Regions from separate parts of the Mus musculus genome. Here regions 1 and 2 are each linked to region 3. Evidence: chromatin loops called from intact Hi-C (ENCODE). Cell type or tissue: heart. All regions are shown on one strand. Links, peaks and the distances in the headings refer to the core of each region. The heading gives the core; the rest is flanking DNA.

What was found. A loop is a pair of places that touch in the nucleus more often than their neighbours do. Peaks named below come from ENCODE experiments on the same cell type or tissue, not always from the same donor. Only the 100,000 strongest peaks of a DNase experiment are listed, where the experiment ranks them.
Region 1: it touches region 3 in a loop (4-fold over the local background); 6 of 42 quality-filtered maps call a loop at or near these places.
Region 2: it touches region 3 in a loop (2.4-fold over the local background); 6 of 42 quality-filtered maps call a loop at or near these places.

Annotation. Positions count from the first base shown.
Region 1 is chr1:36,437,761-36,445,508 of GRCm38, forward strand. Lman2l (lectin, mannose-binding 2-like) reads right to left here and starts at 7,511. Exons shown (of 8, transcript NM_001013374.2): 1 at 7,290-7,511; 2 at 5,731-5,849; 3 at 1,849-1,966; 4 at 990-1,072. The coding sequence starts at 7,473. In heart, for the core only: no CTCF peak of the experiment used is centred there; a DNase peak (open chromatin) is centred at 3,481.
Region 2 is chr1:36,489,001-36,496,748 of GRCm38, forward strand. All of the region lies in intron 1 of Cnnm4 (cyclin M4), which reads left to right. Among named protein-coding and RNA genes, the nearest start is that of Cnnm3, 19 kb to the right of the region's middle. In heart, for the core only: a CTCF peak has its summit at 3,621 (motif pointing left); a DNase peak (open chromatin) is centred at 3,631; H3K4me3 peaks cover 339 bases; H3K27ac peaks cover 742 bases.
Region 3 is chr1:36,365,659-36,373,406 of GRCm38, forward strand. Kansl3 (KAT8 regulatory NSL complex subunit 3) reads right to left here and starts at 3,523. Exons shown (of 22, transcript NM_001310513.1): 1 at 3,447-3,523; 2 at 2,111-2,376. The coding sequence starts at 2,325. It overlaps Fer1l5 (fer-1-like 5 (C. elegans)), which reads left to right and starts at 6,532. Exons shown (of 53, transcript NM_001277076.2): 1 at 6,532-6,717. The coding sequence starts at 6,633. In heart, for the core only: no CTCF peak of the experiment used is centred there; DNase peaks (open chromatin) are centred at 2,563 and 3,483; H3K4me3 peaks cover 2,314 bases; H3K27ac peaks cover 1,417 bases.

The sequences.
Region 1 (7,748 bases), core at 928-5,927, 72 kb after region 3:
CTAACTGACCCACAACAGAAGGTTAGTCATCTAACCCAGGTCTCCCTTTCCAGCTCCTCTAAAGTGACCTTGGGAACTTCTGACCGTTACACCTGAGTGTGGTACACACCATAGTCACCGCCACGTTTTACATGTGTTCTTGGTACATCTTTGGGGGGAGTAAGTACTCTCCATCCCCACTCCCAACCCTGCCTTCTGAAGGGGATCCATGAACAGCTTGTCAGCAGTTCTCTACCGTCTCACAGCAGTGCCACAGAAGGATACAGTCCTGGGCCAGTATAAGCAAGTCCTGAAGAACCCTCAGAGGTACTTAATGTCTCTGCACAGTCCAGACACTAGGTTCCACCAAGATGCTTAGATCTGAGTCAGGTATGGTGGCCCCATTTGTAATCCCAGGACTCAGAAAGCTGAGGATAAAGATCTCAGGTAACTCCAGGCCAGCTTGGGTTACATAGCGAGACCTTATTATTATAAATAAGTGCAGCAGTCTCATCAACTTCTATTTACTTAACCCTTTCTTGTAAGTGATGAAAACTGCTGCCAGAGAAGATAAAGATGCTGGAAACGGAGGGCAAGTGGCAGGAGAGAGTCCACAGTGATGGTTAAAGTCTGGAGCACCCATCTTTCCTCTTGCTTTGGCCTCAATTCCAGAAGCTGCCTTATAGAAATGAATGAGAACCCTGCTGGCACTATAGGAGAGCACCTAGTGTGACTAACAGCTATTCCTTAATGACTGCTGGGATCACAGGCAGTTCCCTCCAGGAAAAGAAAGAAAAAGAGAGAGAGAGAGAGAGAAAGAGAGAGAGAGAAAGAGAGACAGAGAGACAGAGACAGAGACAGAGACAGAGAAGAGAAGAGAGCTGCCGAGGGCACTATCTTTTGAAGTCAACAATGGACCTTCCCTGTCTCTCCCGCTCTCTCCTCTGCTCTGCTCCTGGGGGAGAGCTGTGATCAGTACAGCTGCCCTAAGCTCTGACACTCGCCATTACCTCGTGCTGCTTCTCCTCATTGGGATAGGTGTCTACAAACACTCCCAGCCCCACAAATTTGTCCATGTTTCCAAACACAGGCCCTAGAGAGAGAGAACAGATGATGAACAACGACATACAGCCAAGAATGGACAAAAGGAGAGATCTTTCATGGCAGAGGACAGGGTGATATTCAAATGGCACCAGGTATTTCTGAAGATGAGCACACACACATAAAAGCACCCAGCAAAGTGTATGACCTACACCCGGGCCCATGAACAGCTGTAGAAGTTTGCTGCTAAAGGCAGGAAAAGAGGGAAGGCCACTGTAACCTTGTTTGTACTATAGTAACACCCTATTTCAAACGGGTTGCTAAGGCTCCCCTACCTACAGAATTCTGCTTCACAAACACTTGGTGACGATTATGCCCCCAAGAGAGAACTGAATTCCCAAGTTCTACTTCTTGTTGCAAGAGACCAGGTCAAATCAGGTTCAGCCTGCCATCCATTTGGAGCACCAGCTCCAACAGCAGCAAGAACAACAAGAGAAGTCTCTCTTGGCTCGTGCATGCTGAGATCGTAAGTGTGTATCAGAAGAAACTAGCACACCAGCCTCCAGTATTCAGGAGAGAGTGCATTCAGTCAGTCAGTGGCCAGGCTTCACAGGAAAACACAGGAGGAACCAACAAGCAAGGACTCATCTGAGGATGAGCTAAGTTCAGACTGCTTAGGACTCAGACCCCATTCTACAGTAGGTTAATATTCATTCACAGGCATCAAGGGAGAGGGAAAACTAGAAGGAAGGGCCCGTCCCAAAAAGAGGGCACAGGAATAAACAGGCCTGCTACACCCATGTAGAAGCAACCCAGGATCCCTAATACCTGGCTGCATTCGGTCCTTTGTGTACCAGATTGCCAAGCCGTCTCCGTGCAGATTCTTCTTCCCTTGGCCGTGAATCTTGAAGTGCACCTGCAGTTCCCAGTCTTTCAGGAAACATGGCTAAGGTGAGGAAGACAACGGCGTAAGACAGGAGCATGAAACCAGGCACCCATAAAGCCCTCACAAGCCATCTACAGACTCGGAAAACAGCTTTGCTAACAGACTACAAGTTAAAATGAAATATAAGACTTGGAAAGTACTTCTGTCAAAAAACTAAACAGACAGGCTGGAGAGATGGCTCAGCGGTTAAGAGCACTGACTGCTCTTCCAGAAGTCCTGAGTTTAATTCCCAGCAACCACATGGTGGCTCACAACTATCTGTAATGGGATCCAATGCCCTCTATTGGTGTATCTGAAGACAGCTACAATGTACTCATATAAATAAACAAATCTTTAAAACAACAACAACAAAAACCTAAATAGACTGTTTAAGGAACTCTGTATAAGAGACGGACAAACCACGTGGCTATCTTCACATCTTCCAGCAGAAACAGGAGAGTACACTAAAGCTGGAAAAGTCACAGAAATTTGCCATGATCCTCCATCTACCTAGAAGCGCAACTGGATAAAGAAGATTGACTTAATACTTGTTTACAACTTAAAATTATTCTTCTGAGGGCTGGAAAGATGGCTCAACAGTTAAGAGCACTGACTGCTCTTCCAAAGGTCCTGAGTTCAAATCCCAGCAACCACATGGTGGCTCACAACCATCCGTAATGAGATCTGACGACCTCTTCTAGCTGTCTGAAGACAGCTACAGAGTACTTACATATAATAAATGGATAAATAAATAAATAAAGTTTTAAAAAAGTTATTCTTCTAACAAAAAGACTCTAAAAAGTGGGGCTTCCAAGAAAAGTCAAAACCTCATTCACTTAAAAAAATAAAAAATAAAAAAAAGCTAAGTCCCACACAGAGGTTTCCAGGGATAATTAGAAGATGTTATTGAAGAGCTCTAATTAGCTAAAGCTGGAATTCAGCCAAGCTGAGGGGCAAGCCTGAGTTCCCAAGAGAACAGATAGTAGAGTTAAGTTACCGTCCCCCAAACCTTTGTGCCCATGGCTAGGAAGCATAAATGTGCCAGAGGCAGATGCTATCTCCTTCTGAGTTTTGTAATTGTGTGCCAAAACCTCATAAAAAGGGAGGCGGGGGCCGGGAGTGGAGGCGCACGCCTTCAGTCCCAGCACTCGGGAGGCAGAGGCAGGTGGATTTCTGAGTTCGAGGCCAGCCTGGTCTACAAAGTGAGTTCCAGGACAGCCAAGGCTACACAGAGAAACCCTGTCTCGAAAAACAAAAAAACAAAACCAAAAAAAAAAACAACAACAAAAGAAAGAAAGAAAGAAAGAAAGAAAGAAAGGAAGGAAGGAAGGAAGGAAGGAAGGAAGAAAGAAAGGGATGCGGGGTGAGGCTGGCTAAGTGCGAGACACAGCTGTCATGTCTCCAGGAGAAACCAGGTTGAGTGCAGTATTTGGTCTCGGGAGACTTCTAGTTAAAATCTGCTGTGAAGAAAGAAGGGAAGGGTTCAGCTGGGTTTGGCTGGGTTCTGCCAAAGGCTTTCCAAGTAGATTGTTCTGGGCCTTGAGCAACACAGTGCTTCATCATGTTCGGTTTTTCGTTTTTAATTTCTGGGCCATCATCCAAAAGAACTAGTGTTAGGAGTACAGAGCCACAGTGAGGGGGTGGATGCGTTCCTACTCTGCAGGGAGCCCTGGTGTCTCCAACAATCTGCTCTATTCTGTCTTCTCTGTTGAGTTATCTCTCTGCTGTGACATTTAGCTTTCAGGACAAGCAGAAAGCTGTCCTGTAGCCAGCAGGTAGTACAATGGCCCTGCAAAAAGGGCAGGACCAGAGAAGCCCACGATGAATAAGCAGGTAGCTGTAGCTAATTCTTGGCCTTGGGTATCACAATGCAGTTTTGATCATGGTGATTTTTAAGAGTGGCTCTGAAACTTCGATGCATGTTTGAAATCCCAGTAGCTGAATCGGTGGGGATGGCTCACGTGTTTAATATCAGCACTAGGGAGGCAGGGGCAGGCAGATCTCTAAATTTAAGGCCAGCCTGGTCTCTACAGAACGAGTTCTAGGACAGCCATGGCTACAGGAAGAAAGCCTGTTGCAAAAGAACCAAGAACAAAAAAAAGAAAGGAAAATATGATGACCAAATTGCTCCCAAGAAAGAAAGAAAGAGAAAGAAAGGAAAAGAAAAGAGGAAACCCAATGACCAAATTGTGCCCTACTCTAATTAAATCAACATCCTGGGGTAGAACCCACACATTAGCTCTAGTGGACAGTCACACCTGAGAGCCACTTGCTCAAACTATGTATCTTAAAATAGTTCCTTGGTTCATTCTGTTGAGAATATAGGTGCCAGAGACTCTTATATTAAGGTATTAAGCCTTGTATAATTCAATAACCCACAAGAACCCATCGGTGAAACTGAGAGCAGGTCTGAGAACAGCCTCTATTTCCATACCCACCGTAGCAAACTTTACACAAAGTCTTTTCATGCCCACTGTCTGGCTATATTCTGACAACTCAGATGGGTAAGTCAGTCAAGCAGGTATTACAGGAGATCTGCCCAGGGCTCTTCAAGCTGAACTTAGATCGGTGCATCAACTGATTCTTACATCTTCTACCACGACCCACACGGGGCTCAGTACTACAGCCTAGGTTTCGAGGTCGGCCTGTGTAGATGGCTCCCGCCCCTCTGCTCCTTTACAACACGTGGATAGAAACAGTTCTCTCCTATGAGATCCGCTTGGAGCATCTACAGCTAATGAGAAAAACCATGAAGGTGTAAGGAGTCCAAACACCAAGGATGCCAAAGTCATCCCTGACGGTGACCTGGCTGTGCACGGCCACAGCGCAGCAGCCCCAGGTGCTCTCTCCTGCCACCACACCTCCAGGAAAAAGAGGTAGCTAGAGGGGGTCCAGAGGACAAGCAAAATGTCTATAATGGCTCAAAGTGACTTTCATACTGAAGCAGAAACAAACTCTTGACTGACACAGAGAGGCCACTAGGATTACGTCTGGGATAAACACACTTCTGGGAGTTTTGTTATATTTACATAAGTATCAAGCAACACTGCCCCACATGTTGCCCAGGCTGCGACTCAATTTCTGGGCTTAACTGGTTCCTCTACCTTACTCCCTCCCCCCAAGTAATTTGAACTACAGATACACAGCACCATATCCAGAGTACAGAGGTTGAGGCAGAAGGATCTTAGGTTTGGGGGTAGCCTGGGCTAGTATCAGGTTCAAGGACAACCTGGGTTACATGCTAAAGAAACAAACATACAATAACAGCAAAAAGCCAAAAGTTTTCTGTTTAACAAAGTAATTAAATAAGACTTAAGCTACTAAATCCCAAAGTGTGGTATGTCAGGTTACAGAGAAAATGAATTGCTCTAAGTTAGTGAGAAAATGAGTTATTTGTTCTAACAGGGCAATAGAGAAATATCTGACTCCTGTATTATGAAGTTCACCATTATCTATAAACTAAAGACTTTTAGTTTCTTTTTAATGATGTATTTATTTTTAACTTTATGTGCATTGGTGTTCTGCCTGCATGTGTGTTGTGTGAGGGAGCTGAATGCCTGAGTTATAGACAGTTGTGAACTGCCATGTGGGTACTGGGAATTGAACTCAGGTCCTCTGGAAGAGCAGACAGTGCTCTTAACTACTGAGCCATCTCTCCAGCTCTCTAAAGACTTTTACTATCTTTAGAAGATGAACACTGGGAAAAGACAGTACAACGAAGTCATGTCAAAGTCACTCTGAGCATTTTTAGGACACTGAGGGTCCTAACACAGGAAGCCTCTTACCACCCGGTTCCACAAGGCACCCTGTTTACTTTGCATATCTGGAGTGAGGCGGATGTACTGTGTCATCACCATGGCGTTGCCCATCAGGTTCCATAGCGAAGAACTGCTTGTTCCCACACCTATGGGGAGGGGAGAATCAGCCCATAGTCTTCATCAATTGGTTCACAAAGCCAGATCCTACAAAGACTGGAGCCATTATTTTTCCTTTAGTATTATTAATGAATACATGAATTAATGTTTTTCTTTTTCTTTTTGAATGTGAGTCTCAATATTCTGTCTCAGGCTCCTGGACCACAGGTACCTGACATCTCACCAAACTTCCTTCAGCTAAATTCTTCAGCTGAAGAATCCAACCCACCACAGAGCTGTCATTTACACATGGCACAGTAACAGTAGTTGAGATCTGTATGTGTGGGTGAACTTTAGCACTATGAAAGGACAAAAATTTTGTCATTTATATTAAAAGAGATATATTCTCAAAAGCCTATGAGCTTAAACATATTCTTTTAAAATCAATCTTTCAGGCCGGGCAGTGATGGCACACACCTTTAATCCCAGCATTTGGGAGGCAGAGGCAAGCGGATTTCTGAGTTCGAGGCCAGCCTGGTCTACAGAGTGAGTTCCAGGACAGCCAAGGCTACACAGAGAAACCCTGTCTCGAAAAACAAAATAAATAAATAAATAAATAAATAAATAAAATTTAAAAAATAAAATAAAATCAATCTTTCAAGTGTAGCTGATTATCCCCAAATCCCTTAGACTAAGTATAAGTACCCCCAGGGTGAAAAACCAGACTAACCCATAGTATCAGCAGGGACCAACACTAAGGAGGTACTACAACCAACCAGTAAAATAATGACATCTTAGTAACAGAAATGACATCTTAGTAACAAAAATTCAAACTGCTTTCTGCAGTTTAAATTTGTGTTTCCTGCACCCCCTATCCACAGCTCTGCGAGAAAAACAAACTTGTATTAAGCTCTAACAGCATTAATTTCTCTTCTTTGTAGACACCTGTGTCAATTTTCTGACACTGAGCTGTGCTTAGAGATCTAGAAATCCCTGAAGAGAGCAATGCTAACCAGCCTCTTTCATCATCAGGGCTCGCGGCCTGGGAAGGAAGGAGCAGGTGTTCTAACCAGCAAACAGACTTTTTTCCCCCTCTCCTTCCTCAGTCCGACCGAGTTCTACCCGGGTTCTTGCTTTCTATCCAGAGCAGCCACCACTCTATCCCGACACCGGCTCATCGCTAATGGTCCTCAACCATCCCTCATTTATCTCAGTTCTCTCTCCTCATATTTCTGTCCAACTCCAAACACCTCTTCCTTCGAGCCTGACACTAGTGACAGCTGAGAGCCCTACCTAGACCTACTAGAAACTTCTAGCGCTCGGAAAGGGGCGGGGGTGGGGGGCGGACCCTTGTCCTTCGGACCTGTGGCTCTTCAAAGGAGCGGAGATCCTCGGGGCGCCCCCTCCCGCCGGGGACTGCGTCCTCGAGCTCAGTCCCGACTCGGTCCCCAAGCCCTCCCTGCACGACCACCTCGCCCCGGGCGCCTCACCCTGGTAGGGCTTCGACAGCGAGTGCTCCCGTTTCAAGTACTCCACCGCTTGACCCGCCCTGACATGCCGCGGCCCCGGCCCAGACCCCAACAGAAGGAGAAAGAGCAAAAGCTTGGCCCCGTCCCGAGCCCACGCGCGCCGCCGCCACCGCTGCCACCAGGAGGGTCTCGAAGCCGCCGCCATCTTTCCCACCGCCGGCCCTTCATCAAAAAGCCCGCCCCGTGGCCCAACCCATTGGCCTGCGGAACCATCGGCCCGATCTCCCATTGGCTCCTGGAGAGTTCCCTCCCCCGCAGGTGAGTATCCCACCGATTGGCTGACTAGTAGCAGTTGCCTTGCCAACCCAGGCAAGGGGCGTTGCCGAATGTCCAGACTCCCTTCTCTGCTTTTGTCCCAGGCTTCACCAGGCCTGCTAGTAATAGAGATTCTTAGTTTGTTTCTGCATTCTATAGTAAATT
Region 2 (7,748 bases), core at 928-5,927, 120 kb after region 3:
GAGGCAGGCGGATTTCTGAGTTCGAGGCCAGCCTGGTCTACAGAGTGAGTTCCAGGACAGCCAGGGCTATACAGAGAAACCCTGTCTTGAAAAACAAAACAAAAACAAAAACAAAATCAATAAGTATCTTTTAAGATTAAAATACATAGTCTGGCATGGTGGCTCACTTAATCCCAGCACTCAGGAAGCAGAGGTGAGTTCCAGGCTAGCCTAGTCTACAAGCAAGTTTCAGGACACCCAGAACAATACAGTAAAACCCTGTCTCAAAAAAACAAACAACAACAAAAAGATTAAAAACAAGACAGGCATCATGACACACAACTTTTTTTTTTTTAATTACTTATTTTATGTATATGAGTACACTGGTAGCTGTCTTCAGACACACCAGAAGAGGGCATCAGATCCCATTAAAGATGGTTGTGAGCTACCACATGGTTGCTGGGATTTGAACTCAGGACCTCTGGAAGGGCAGTTGATGCTCTTAACTGCTGAGCCATCTCTCCAGCCCCCAGCGACACACATCTTTAATCCTATAACTTGGGAGGTAGAGGCAGGAGGATCTCTTAAGTTCTAGGCCAGCTAAGGCTACATAATGAGACTATATCATTAATTAAATAAATGAATGAGTAAATAAATAAAAATGAACAGACTAAGTAATTATTTGACTGGATGAATAGTTAAAAGCAACGTACTTACCTACGACATGGTGTTTTCATTGGTGGTGTCTATTGAGTTGCTGGTTTCCTGAGCACCCACTGTGTTTTTAGCCTATGCTAGAGGAATGAGCCAGCATTGCTACCCTGACATTTGCTGGTCAGAGGGAAGCTGGGACTCCTGCTGAAACGGGAATGTGGCAGCCACATTAGCTTCACCATTGATGCCAGGGTTGACGAGACTAAGAACCCTCTCTCCTGGGACTCGTTTCTGAGTCAAGTAATTCATGCTTAAGCAGAAGGTTTTACTGTAGCATTATTCACTGTACAAAAGCTTGGCCATGCCTCATGGCGGCTATCCCAGGCAGGAAGGAGGTGGGTATACATCAGTAGCATACCTGGTGGCCTGAGTGGGTGCGACTCTGGGACCCTGACTCAGAAAGGGACAGGCAGTATTTCTTTTTGTATAACTTTTTTTTTTTTTTTTTTTTTTTTTTTTGAGACAGGGTGTCCCTGTTCCATCTTGGCTGGCCTGTGACTGAATCATGGAGGCCCTCCTGTGTCTGCCTTTCCAGTGCTGGGATTAAAGTGTGCCCAGCCCTGTTTACTTATGTGGAGCTGGCCTTTGTTATATTGCCTGAGTTAGTCAGGAAGAAGCTGCCTTGCTTTCTGTAGCTCTCTGAGAAACTGTCACTGTCCTATTTTACTGTAAGTGTGAGAAGGCAGACAGTAGATAAAATGCCATTTATGGCATATAACATGCCAGTATGCAATGCTGTTTCTATACAGCAAAGCCCAGTGATCACTCTGCTGTGCTGCTTCCCCTTGCTGCCCGTGTTTGCTCACTATGTCATCGAGCCTGACATCAGATTTATTCTGTAGTCTAGCCTGGGCTTGAACTTGTGGTGATCCTCCTGCCCCAGCCTCCTGAGTACTAAAATTGCAGGCATGCGCCACTACACCCAGCTTCTGTAGTGCTTCTAACTTTTATTTGTTTTGTTTTGTGCATACCGTGAATCACTGGCTCCTCCAATAAATTTAGGCCTGAGTCGTCCTTTATGGCAGCTGCAATTCTTTGTTATAAATACTGGTTGGATCTTCCTAGCTGCACCTTGTATACTCTATGAGTATTTCCTTAGTAGTCACTTCCTAGGGATGGAAGAAAGTGCTGAGTCCAAGGTCTTTGCACATTGAACATGTTAATATATGTTGCCATGTTCCTGAAGAAAACATTTCAACTCCTATCAGTAATGACCAGTTCTGTTAATGCATAGTACCCATCTGACAAATCGAAACGCCACCCCTCCTGTAGATTACTGGGTTGGGTCCCTAGCACTGCCAAAACAAAGCAGTAGACTGGTAGGTAAATTTTAACACCCAAGGTAATTTGCATTTCCTTGGATTAACTTGTATTTATTAATTTGTATTTAAAATTAAGTTTGTAGGCAGGAGAATTGCAGTGAATGTCAGGCCAGCCTAGGCTATAAAGTTTCAGTCTACCATGAGGTACAGATGGAGACCCTATATAAAAAAAAAAGGGGGGGGTAGGGTGGAGTTGACAAAGAGATGGCTCAATGGCTAAACAAACTCAACTTGTGATTTTTCTAATTGGTTTATAAAGTGATATGGACTGGCTTAGTTAACCCAATACCTCTCAGTGAATAGTCTCCTTTTGCTTTTGATTTAGATGTCAGATTTGTAATCTGATATTTCTTTCTCTCTCTCTCTCTCTCTCTCTCTCTCTCTCTCTCTCTCTCTCTCTCTCTCTCTCTCTCCGGCCGGTGTGCCAACTGGAGGTTTTATTTTGTTGGTTTTAAAAGCAAGGTCAGCTTGGTTGGCCTGAAGCTCACTGTAGCCCAGGCTGCCTCTGCCTTCTAATTGCTGGGCTTTATTTCTGAACTCTCTCACTGGTTTGCCCAGCCCAGCTGTAATCACAGTCGTCTTATTGCCAGGCATGGCAGCATGTGCCTGTGGGAGAGGCTAAGGTGAGAGGATTACATGATCCCAGGAACCCAAGAGTTTGACAGAAGCCTGGGCACCATCATGAGACCCTCATATTGAAAATATGATTTGGGCGTATGAGCTGTCTCTTGTTTTACAAGCCTGACCTACCTGAGGTAGAACCCTAGAAGCCACATAAATATGGAAAGAGAACCAACTCCACAGAGTTATCCTCCAACCTCCTGCATGTACTGTGGTATACCCTCTCCACCCCCAACATACATACACCCGTAACAATAATAAGTGACATTATTAAGGTATATACATAAAATTAATTAGATTAAATTAAGGGCTTCTTTTAGTATTCCTTTCTGTTGTGACTGACCAGTTTCTGTCTTGGCATGGGTGTCTCAGGCCAGCCCCAAGCTATGGATAAAGTGATCTCTAATGTTTGAATGGCTAAGGTGAGAGGGTTGTGAACTGAAGACCTTTCTGTGGAACCACAGATGGCTCTCAAGCTCCCATAGCCTGTGGGACAGCCTGAGCTCCTGGGCAGTTGGGTGACTGATTCTCTTGTCTCTTCTCTGGGGGAATAGGGATGTGGCCACGTCTCTCCCTCGCCTGCCCACTCACGTGGCTCCTCTCAGTGCTCAGCAACCCCACTTTTTCTTTGTTATTTATTAGGATTAATTATGATTATTTTACATAGGCTCTCACTTGGGCCCTTGTGTTTGCTTCAGTGCAAGCAGTTTACCACCTGCACCATCTCCCAGCCTCCCACTGCCTTCCTACGGCCTAGGAAACCCAGCATGACTGAGCACAGCCTACCCAGCAACTACAGCCTTGTGGTCTCCTAGCCTCTGCCAGGTCACTCGCCCAGCCTGGGAGGAGCATGGTCACCACGTAGATGAAGCTATGATAGTGGATGAATGGCCCCAGTCTTCCCAGGCTGGAAGGCAAGGAGTTTGTCCCACTCTGGCTCAGGCCTCTCCCACCCCTAAGAGCTGGGAAGGGCGGCTGCTCCTCCTGCTGGCTGAGGTCAGCACTATTAATAGCCAGCTTAATCCTGCTCAGGCCTGGGGAGAGGGAGGAAAAGGAGCCGGTTGCCAGGAAGTCAGAGTGTCCAGCCATCTGTAGGTGCAGACCGGTGACCCAAGGTGTGGTGTCCAGTCACCAAGTTAACATCCAGGACCCGTTGCGGGAACTTGGGATTTTGCCTTATTGGGTGGCCCAGTGAGGAGGTCGCCTAGGATGCCACCATCTCTGATAGTAAGATCCCTTGTCTGGTCCAGGGTTTCTTCCCAGGGGAAAAGTAGCTAGACTGATGGGGGCCTTTGGACTTTGAAACCCAGAACCCAGTAGCACATTTCCTTATAGTCTTTAATGGATTGTAAAAAAAAAAAATTTTATGGGAGGGAGGAAGACATGGCAGTTTGCTAAAATAAGTGTCGTTCAGGGTGGGGTTCTGGCCTTCTAGGGCTCTGGAGACTCCCTTTTAAAATCTGGGTGGGGGTTTGGAGCTCCTGCATACTGGGTATAAGGAAGCCTTCAGGGTTAGCTGGGACGATGTGTAAGCTTCGGGCAGAGATGACAGATGTGCCACAGCTGGGGATGGTGGCATACTTATGTAAGGCAGGAGGATGAGAAGTTTAAGGCCATCATATGCTACATAGTGAATTCAAGGTGAACTTGGCCTATATGAGACCCTGTCTCAGAAAACTGAACTAAACAAAACCAGATGCGACACGGGAAAGCTGGAAGCAAAGGGTGTCGCCGAGGGACTTGGGTTATAGGTTCTTTCTCCCTCTGCCTCCACCTTTTAACCCCTTCCGTGTGAATCAGGGCCATAGGGCAGGGGTGGGGTAGGGTGGGGTGGGGTGGGGTGGAGTGGGGGAGTGGAAACTCACTTATGGCTGGCTGGGAAGGGGAAGGTTCCTCCTGGCTAGTTCTGGGACAAAGGTCAGTAAAGGGTAGAGTGGGCAAGCTTGCCTCAAGGTAGGACCTGATACACTTAAGGACAGCCAGGATTCTAGGGTGCCTCTTTCCTGTGGTCCCTCCCACTCAACTGTCCCCTTTTCAAACAGTGCTGGTACTTAGGACATCGGGAGAAGCAGTGTTAGAATGTTTTTACAGTATTTCCTTGCATTTTGCTTTATTTCTATGTGTGAGGGCATGTGCATGCTATGATGCACATGTGCATATGTCAGAAGTTAACTTTGGCTTGCTGTCTGTTCGCTCCACCAGGTGGGTTCTCTGTATTAAACTCAAGCCTCAGGCTGGGCCACACCCTTACCCACCAAGCCATCTTGCAGACCTTAGAGTGCTGTCTTATTATTTATTTATTTTTATGTGTTTTTGTGTCTGTGTCTGTGTGTGAGCATATGCACACGCATGCAGGTACCTGTGGAGGCCAGAAAAGGATGGTAAATGTCCTAGAGTTGTAGTTTCTGGCAGTTGTGAGCCACCAGTCCTGAAAGAGCAACTCACGTGCTTAGCGCTGAGCCATCGCGATAGCCTCCACTCTCAGAGCCTCTTCTTTCTAAAGTTACTTTGTGTGTTCCTTTTGACTATAAAATTAATACAGTTAGTTATGGAAATGTGGAATGTCTGTATAAAAAAGGGAATAATGAGAAAGCCCATCCTCAGGTTACACAATATGAAACTGCTGTTTTGGGGCTAAAATTAGCCAAGTACCAGCAATTATATATGGACAACCAAATATTAGTACTTTGTTATATTTCCTCTTTGAGAAGTGAAATTTCCAGCTGTAAATGCATCATTTAAATACTCTTAATTTCTTATTTCAGCCACAGCTCAAGTTCCATTATCTAATTGAATGATCCTCAACATCAAAGTGAGGTACTTCATTAAAATGCACTCCTATGAGAGTTAGAATCCACATAAACTATAAACTAGAGTTAGCAAACTATGAACTTGGTTGTCTTGGGTGACATCCCTAGTTTTGTCCTGTCTCCTGTGCTGGGGTGGCAACTCCTCCCTGCTAGGTAAGCTGTCTAACACTGAGTGGCGTCTCCAGCTCTTCCTCTGTTTGCTTCATTTTTTTAATAAAATATCTTTGTTTAGTCTTTGAAATGTCATACATGGGTACTATGTATTTTTATCATATCCAACTTTCCAGATTTGCCTGCCTGGTCTCGTGCAAGTCTCGTGCAGGCATTCAGGGCTGGCATGAGCTCGTGAGTGTGTGGGCCATGTTATGTCCACACCAGCTCTCCTCCCCATCCTGCAGCCGTCCTTCTTCCTGCCCCATCCTTCTTTAAGCCTTGGTTGTTGATGGTGGTGGGGTGTTGTGAGCTGAGGTAGGTGTTGTGGAGCTGTTGTAGAGTGTTGTGGGCTGTGGTGGGGTATTGTGGCTATGGTGGGGTATTGTGGGCTATAGTGGGGTGTTGTTGGCTGAGGTGGGTGTTATAGGGCTATAGTGGAGTGTTGTAGGGTATTGTGGGCTATGGTTGGGTGTTGTGGGCTGTGGTGGGTGTTGCAGGGTTGTGATGGGTGATGTGGGGCTGTAGTGGGGTATTGTGTGGCTGTGGTAGAGTGTTGTGGACTGTGGTGGGGTGTTGTGGGCTGTGGTGGGGTGTTGTGGGCTATGGTGGGGTGTTGTGGGCTGAGGTGGGTGTTGTGGGGCTATTGTAGGTTGTTGTGGACTGTGGTGAGTGTTATGGGCTGTGGTGGGTGTCATGGGCTGTGGTGGGTATTGTGGGCTGTGGTGGGTGTTACAGGGTTGTAGTAGGGTGTTGTAGGATGTTGTGTGGCTGTGGTAGGGTGTTGTGGACTGTAGTGGGGTATTGTGGGCTGTGGTGGAGTGTTGTGGGCTTGGTGGAGTGTTGTGGGCTGTGGTAGGGTGTTGTGGGCTGTGGTGGAGTGTTGTGGGCTGTGGTAGATGTTTCAGGGTTGTGGTGGGTGCTGCAGGGTTGTGGTGGGGTGTTGTGTGGCTGTGGTAGGGTGTTATGGACTGTAGTAGGGTGTTGTGGTCTGTGGTGGAATGTTGTGAGCTGTGGTGGGTGTTGCGGGGTTGTGGTGGGGTGTGGTGGAGTGTTGTGTGGCTGTGGTAGGGTGTTGTGAACTGTAGTAGAGTGTTGTGGGCTGTGGTGGGTATTGTGGGGTTGTGGTAGTAGTGCCACAGTTGTCCCATTTAGGGCTGAGCAATCCTAGTCACTTTTAGCACTCTGACCAGTTAATGAATCTGTCCATTGTCTGCTGCCTACTGTAAAAAGTTTCTCTGGCTATGGCCGAGAAGCAGCACAAATCTATGGGTATAAACATAATAAACAAGTATTTAGAAAGCAGTTTGACAATATGACCATTTAACCAAAGAACTCTACTAAGCACCACCTGGGGGCCTAGGACCTTCCCAGACGTGGGTGTTAGACCAGGTTTACTGTACCAGACATGAATTCTCTCCTTTGGAGCAGGCTTCAAGTCCAATCAGAAATGCCTGGTTACCTTGAATAGTCGACTGCTGTTGCAGCCGGGGACACATCTTGGCTGGCAGGCTGCTTCAGCAGGGCCAGTGATGGTTAAGCCGCTGCTGCCCTCTCTTCCCGGTAGTCTACTTTACATGGCATATCAGCAGTACAGAAACTCTGAAATGACTAACTCTGGCATGCTGCTTCTCATGTCTGCAGCCCGTCTCCTTCCCTCTCTGTCTCTGCAGCTGAGTGGATGAAGAGGAGTAGAGTGAGAGGAGGCCGCTGGCTTCATCTGAGCCTTGCTAACTGAAAGGACAGAATGGAGCTGTCTTGAGCAGAGAAGAGAAAGACTGTGGGGTCATGAGCTAGCTCCTAGCCCTGTCAGGTTCCAGGTGTTGAGGCTTTTAGCTTACAGTTGGATAGAAGATTTGAGGACACAGAAGAAGGCTACAAAATTTTACTTAGAGTCTGGGAATATAGCACAATATTCGAGTGCCTGCCTAACCTGCACACAGCCTTGATTTGGGATAGCGGTGCTCTCTGATGTGGGCAGGACGGTGCAGACCCTATAACCCCATGCACTTGGGAGGTAGTGGCGGGAGGGTCAGGGGCTCAGCTCCACAGGGAGCTTCAGAAAGTTCAGCTACATGAGACCCTGCCTTGAAGCAACAGATTTTTTTTTTTTTAATTTGAGCTATCTTGACACTTGTCTATTTAAGTCACT
Region 3 (7,748 bases), core at 1,373-6,372:
ACAGGTGAGGAAATAGGACCAAGCCACACACACTTCACACAACACAGATGCTTAACCATCAGCTGGTTGCCAAGGTTTAAGACATGTCTAATAAACATGATTAGCTTTAAATGATTTTCATATCCACAGTCATTACATCCTCTCATCTAGCTCTCTCCTCTCCCTGCTGTGTGCCTGGGAAAGGCAAGGTCATTACACTTTCTGTGGCTTTGTTTTTTTTGTTTTTTTTTTGTTTTTTTCTTAAAGTTTCATCCTGGCCTGGAACTATGTTGCCCAGGCTAGCCTTGAACTCAGCCGTTACAGTTTAAGATTTTAAATGCATATATGTGGGTATGCACATGTGAGCTCCAGTGTCCACAGAGGCCAGAGACATCTGACATGGGTGCTGTGAGCTGGATTTGGGTCCTCTACAGGAGCAGTGTATGATCTTAACTGCTGACACATCTCTCTCCAGCTCCTAGCCTTAACCTCTTGACTCTGCTCTTGCCTCAGCCTCACCAAGTGCTGGGATGATAGGCATGAGCTACCACACTTGGCTCCAAAGTCTTTTAAAAATGCAGCTATATAAAAATAAAACAATTTAAAAATTCAGTTCCTAAGGGCTGGAAAGATGGCTCAGCAGTTAAGAGCATTTGATGCTCTTGCAGAAGACCCAAGTTTGATTCCTAGCACCCACGTGGGGTGGGTGACACAACTGTCTAATTCTAGCTCCAGGGAGATCTGATGCCTCTAACCTCTGAGGACACTGGTATTCGATGAACATACCACACTCATAAACACAATTAAAAATAAAATAAATTTTCCAATACAGTAATTTGGTTCCTAAATCACTGATTCTCATCAAAAATAAAAGAGTCATTAAGATACAAACACAAAGCAGGAAGTTTTATATAGTTAAAAAAAAAAAATTCAAATTCTACTTAAAGGCGGTTTTCAGTTATCCCCAGGCCAGAAGGATCAGGATTATGCTAGAATGTTCCCCTAAAGTCACGGCTCATGGACGATGAGGAAACTGAAAGCCAAAAACCTGTTACTATCATTAGGAAAGAAAAACTCCTCTGAGCTGGGAGGTATTACAGGTCTGCACTTGGGAGGCTGAAGCAGACAGATCTGTGAGCCAGCCTGATCTACATAGAGAGTGCCAGGATGGCCAGGGCTACATAGAGAAACCCTATCTTAAATAAGCAAACTATTACTCTAAGCCACAGCAATGACTGCAATCGGAACGTAGGGAGGCTGCCAACCTGAACTACACAGCAAGCTCAAAGCCAGCCAGGGGTACACAGTAAGACCCAAGTGATGGAGGTAACACAGATCTATAATCCGAGCACCTGAGAGGTGCAGGCAGGAAGATCAGAGTTCATACTACTTACTGTCTGGAGAGAGAGAGAGGGGTGTGTGTGTGTGTGTGTGTGTGTGTGTATAGAACCCAAATACAAGATCTCAACTCCCACCAAAACAAAACAAAAATAACCTGTGCTTGAGGAAAGATTAAACATGAAGTCAAAACAAACACAAAATCTCCTATCTTAAAATTTGTAATGATCAGAAAAAGAGTGTCTCAACAAATCCTGATACGAGTGAAGTCAGAAGGTTCAAAATTAATTAGTTAGGTCAAATATAATCAAATCATTTATCAGAGAGTACATTTTTGAAATGTTCTTGCCCCCTGACATAGGGTGGCTGGAAAGATAAAGAGACTTACTTAGGAAGGGTTTAGATTAACCCACAGGTGGCTTTTTGTAAGGAGGTAAGAATTGAAAGCAATGTTTTGGGAACTGTCTCCCAATCTGTGCACTGAAGCCAGAGACTCAATGATAGATTGTAGCCACTGCCAAACAAACTAGATGCTGCAGTAAAGGGAAGAAGGAATTATCTAGTTACTGGGAACTAAGCAAGCTAGGCTGTTTTCCTTTGCGCATCTCCCTTTCCTAACTCATGTTTGGCAATGTCTGTGTAGGTGTCCAACTTTGCCCTGCCGTTCTGATGCTGCTCATCCAAGCTCTCCATTCACCCTGCAGCCCCAATCACTCCTAAGAACATCTAAGCCCCGCCACGCATCACTTCCTTAAGAAGGAAACCCAAACTCACATGGTATTCTCAAACTCACATAGTATTCTCCTGCTGCCGACGGGGGGTTACAAAGAGCATGCGGGTGGGGCGGGCACTACTGGCATCTGGGTGGGCACTCCACGGTTTTGCATAGCTATGATCCAGGAAAACGAGGTCCAGTTCCCGCTCATGCACTGAAAGCTGGAAGAGCAGGGAGGTACCCATCCGCCGAGCTGAAGTCTGGAAGTCCCTCTCCCCACCCCGGTGGGCCATGTCAGTAGTCAAGCAGCCAAGTCAGGGTGTGAATATCTGCATGCTAGTCACCTGCAGTGAAAGGGGGCTTGTGAATTCAATAGCTTCCATTTCTCCCAACTTTCACTATCAAAACATGTCTTTATGCTCAGCATTCGATCTTTGATTATGCACATCTATGTGTCCTCCCACACCGCCACCAAACAGAACGGTGCCATACACAATTTTATAACTGTAAACTGACAAGACTCCACAGTTCACAAAAACATGACCTTTGCAATTGCCAAGGCGTGGTGACGCACGCCTTTAATCCCAGCACTGGGGAGGCGGAAGCAGACGGATCTCCGGGAGTTCAAGGGCAGCCTAGTCTACAGAGTGGGTTCCAGGACAGCCAGAGCAATATATTGAGATCCCATCTCAAAAACAAAAACCTAAATTTGCTGGGCAATTTTCTTCCTGGGTGGTAAAGGTTTTTGCAAACCAGAGGGATCACAAACATGAATTCATCAAAAGCTAAAGGTCCCTACTTTTCGTCCCCTAAACAGGACGTGGGCAGGGCTGGTCTGCTCGGGTGGCCCCAGCACAACAGGCGGGCACCGCGGGCCTCCAAGCTTCATTGCTTTGGGCTGAGGTCAAGGGGACTCTCCTAGGGTCACGCTCCACCAAAGGTTTGCATCAACCTCATGGTACTCCGGAGTTTTGGGAAGAGAAAAACTAGAGCCCGCCCTCAGCCCGGCCGGGCCCTCAGAAGGCCTCTCCTCCTTCGCCCTCCCTCGGCGAGGCGCCCAGCAAACGGCCCGCTCCTCTGAGAGGTTCCCGCCACGGAACCGCAGAACCTCAAAACGGCCCACCCGGGCGGCGGCCCCGGAGCCCGGACGACTCGGCCAAGGTCATCCCGAGTTCCCGGCGAGGAGGAGCCGCCCGGCCCCACCTCCCCTCCCGGGGCCCTCCTCGGCCTCGCGCCTCGGCCGCCCCAGCGCCGCGTCTGCCTCCCGCGCCCCGCCCGGCCGGCCCGGCCTGGCCCGCGGCTTCAGCCCCCGACCCCTCATGCCCGCGGAGCCCCGAGGGCTTCTCCGAGCCCGCCGCCCAACGCCTGGAACCCCACGGGCCACCACCCGCGCCGGGGCAAAACCGCGTCTCACCCGCAGTTGTCGGCCGCGCGCTCGCCCGAGCCGGACCCCAATGCGCGTGCGCCTTACCTCCCGGCGCCTTGGGCTCTGAGGAAAACGCGGAAGCAGATCGCTCTCCCGGAACCGCGCGGCGGCGAGCGGCAAAGCCCGGAGCGGATCCGCGCCCGGGACCTGGCTAACCTGTGGGGAACGCGGAAAGCGCGCGCGACTCCCGGGGCAGAGACGTTCTCCCTCTGCGTTTTCTGTGGGAAAAGTGAGGACAAAGAGCAAGATAGTTCAGACCACCCCAGCGCTCGGTGTCCCCTTCCCTGTTACAGAGCTGGGTTCAATTTGCAGTGTGCGGGTGGGGTTTATTTCAGCCCATCGGGGTTTATAATCCTAGCACTCTCTGGAGGCTGAGACAGGAGGATCGAGGTGAGTTCCAGAACAACCTGAGCTACACCATGACACCCTGTCTCAAGACCTCAAAGCAAACCAGAGAGATGGGGAGATGAAGAGAGGGAGGGAAAGCTTTGCAGAATGTTGGGATACAATTCTAGGGCTCTGCGGAGTTTAATAAGAAACTGGTACAGCTCAGACTAGGATGAGGTGGAAGATGAGGCAGAGGACAGATGTAAGGTTCAATTTTTTTTTCCCCCAGGTTTTTTTAATTAGGTATTTAAAAGGATCTTTACCAATCCTAAATCAGATAGGGGACTAATATCCAATATATATAAAGAACTCAAAAACATGGACTAAAGAAAACCAAATAACCCCATTAAAAATGGGGCTCAGAGCTAAACAAAGAATTCTCAACTGAGGAATACCAAATGGCTGAGAAGCACCTGAAAAAATGTTCAACATCCTTAATCATCAGGGAAATGCAAATCAAAACAACCCTGAGATTCCACCTCACACCATCAGAATGGCTAAGATTAAAAATTCAGGTGACAGCAGATACTTGCAAGGATGTGGAGAAAGAGGAACACTCCTCCATTGCTGGTGGGATTGCAAGCTTGTACAACCACTCTGGAAATCAGTCTGGTGGTTCCTCAGAAAATTGGACATAGTACTACCAGAGAATCCAGCAATACCTCTCCTGGGCATGTATCCAGATGTTCCAACTGGTAATAAGAACACATGCTCCACTATGTTCATAGCAGCCTTATTTATAATAGCCAGAAGTTGGAAAGAACCCGGATGTCCCTCAACAGAGGAATGGATACAGAAAATGTGGTACATTTACACAGTGGAGTACTACTCAGCTATTAAAAACAATGAATTTAAGGTTCGACTTTTAACTGCTTGGCTCAGCCTTTTTCTCAACTTTGAAATGTGCAAATGCCTAAACCCTGATTCACCAGGTTGCCAGGGGAATGCAGTCAATTATTTCTGCCACCTGTCAAGAGCTCCATTGATTTCTTGATGGCAATTACTATGAGCGACCCCCACCTCCCGGTCTTAGAACTCAGTGTTATTGGTTGTTTTTTCATTTATGGAGGGGATGGAGAGACAGGGTCCCATGTATCTCAGGCTAGGCTCATTCTAGCTATGCAGCCAGGGAAGACCTTGAATTTGGTTGATGGTTTGGTTCGATTTGGGTTTTGATTTTGTTTGGTTGGTTGTTTTTGTTTTGTTTTTGTTTTTGTTTTGTGTTTTGAGACAGAGTTTCTCTATGGAGCCCTGCTGTCCTGGAACAAGCTCTGTTGGCCAGGCTAGCCTCAAACACAGAGATCCGTCTTCTGCGCATGCCCACCACTTCCTGGTTGCCCTTGAACTTCTGACTCTTCTGCCCCTCTTCTTTTCAAGTGTCCGGATTATAGGCCTGCACCACCATAGAACACTGTTTTAAACACTCAGTTGCCATCCCATTTAGGCTTAAATAAGGTAGAGGGGTCGGGAAAATTAAGCTACAAAATGTTTCTAAGTGTACAACGACTGAAAATTAATTCAAGGGGTGTAACTGGCAGTTCATGACTCACATCCACAATGTCACTGCAGCCTTGGTTCTGAGCACACAACATGCACTTTCGCACGGCTCGTGCCATTTAGCTAGCTAGAGTGCCAACAAATCTTTCGAAACCCCTTGGCTCAGATTTTAGACTACTGTATGTTATCAATTGCAGTGTTTTTGCTGTAGACACAAAGTTTTCTGCTCTTACAGAAACCTGATAGTTTTATTACAAAAACAAAGGCTCTTAATATTTTCCTATCTTTCAGCATGTGTCAAAGTAGCATTTCTTTGGATTGTGACAGAATGCCTAGTCTTAGAAATTGCATTTTGAATGGCTGACTTGGGCTTCCTAAAACAATCGTTAAGTGAATTTTAGCTTGGTATCAGGGCATACTGCCCAATCATTTCTGAGAACACTTCTGCCATTTTATAGCCTGTCTTTATATGAAGTAGCTTTCTTAGCATTAATTACTATAAAATCAAACTACCTATCCCCTCAGAGGCAGAAGGATTAGGAATTCAAGAACAGCCTCAGCTATACAACAGTAAGTCAGAGCCAACCTGGGCTATGTGAAACCCTGTCCCCCAAATTAAAAAAAAAAAAAATCAAAGGAAAAAAGAGGCCAAATGTTTTACTTTTCCATTAGAAAGACCTCCCCTTGGGTTAGAGATGGTTCAGGGGTTAAGAGAACTGACTGTTCTTCCAGAGGTCCTAAGTTCAATTCCCAGCAACCACATGGTGGCTCACAGCCATTTGTAATGGGATCCGATGCCCTCTGCTGGTGTGTCTGAAGACAGCCACAGTGTACTCATATACATAAAATAAATAAATCTTAAAAAGAAAAAAGAAAGCCCTCCCCCTCCCGTGAGGCATCATGGATTTTCCTGTATATAGATCTTGATGGTCTCACTTCTTGTATTTTCTCATCTAAATTGCATGATTTTGCCAGTAATTCATTCCAGACAGAAGAGAATTCTGTGCCTGACTTTGAACTCAAAAGGTCAGTAACAGAAGAAAAGGAAGGAGGAGTCCTCAAAGCAGGGAGGTCGATTGTCTGTGTGGGCCTCAAGCCACTTGTCTTATCTACACTCTGTCATGCGTCCTTCACCTCCCAGAGATTCTCTTTGGAACCAAGAACCTCTTATCTCTGTGATGTTCCTCTTGTTGCTAAGCTCCACTCACCCTGTGAACCTGGGACGGAGGAGCTCCAAGGAGCAAGAGGTGGCCCTGTGCAGGGAAGGAGGAGCGGGAACAAGCGTCCAAGATGCTGAGGGTTGTTGTGGAGTCCGCTTCGATTAACCCTCCCCTCAGCACCACACCCAAAGCTTTCGTAACTGTCTACTTCAGAGGTGAGAACCCAGTTCCAAAAGGCTACCTGTTCGGCATCAAAAGGTCAATTCCACTACATGAATGATGTCCTGGGGAGATTGTTTGTTTCAAAACCCGTTACCAAGCACCTAGCATCTTGGGAATGAGAAAATCAAGTCCACTGAAACAAAGGCAGTGTTGCTGGCCCTCTGTATCTGTGGACCCTGCATCTGGGAACTCAGAGTCAAAAATACTTAAGGGCAGGCAAGATGACTCATTGAATAAAGCAAATATCATTCCTACACTCCATTGGCCAAAATGAATCACAGTCCCACATGGCTTTGAGACTCAGGATACTATGTGCTAGGAAAGAAAGGGAAATAAAAATAGAGTTGCCTGCTATGTAAGTGTAGGGGGCCTTGGTCCAGTCCACATGTGCTCTTTGGTTGGTTAGTTCAGTCTCTGTGAGCCATCTGGGCCCAGGTACTTGACTCTGTAGGTTCTCTTGTGGTGTCCTTGACCTGTTCTCTCCCTCAATCCTTCCCCAACTCTTCTACAACATTCCCCAAGCTCCTTCTAATGCTTGGCTTTAGGTCTCTTTGTCTGTTTCTGTCAGCTTCTGGATGAAGCCTCTCAGAAGATAGTTGTGCTAGGCTCCTATATGCAAGCATAGCAGAGGAGCATTAATAGTTCCAGGGGTTGGCTCTCTCCCATGGCACGGGTCTCAAGTTAAGCCAGGCATTGGTAGGGCATTCCCTCAATCTCTGCTCTGCCTTTATCCCTCACGTCTAGTAGGAAGGACACATTTTTGGGTAGAAGGTTTTGTGGCAGATATGCTGCTTCATCTTCATGTAGGTCCCCTAACAATTGAAGTGGGGGCTCTCTCTGACTCAGATGCCTGCCTTCAGATTCCCTTCTCCTAGCTGGACTGCCTTATCTGGCCTCAGTGGGGAAGGATGCACTTAGTCCTGCTGCAACTTGATGTGTCAGGGCAGGTGGTACCCAAGAGAGGCTTCCCCTTTTCTGAGGAGAAGGGGAGGGGTAGTAGGGAAAGGGGCTTAATGGGGGAAGT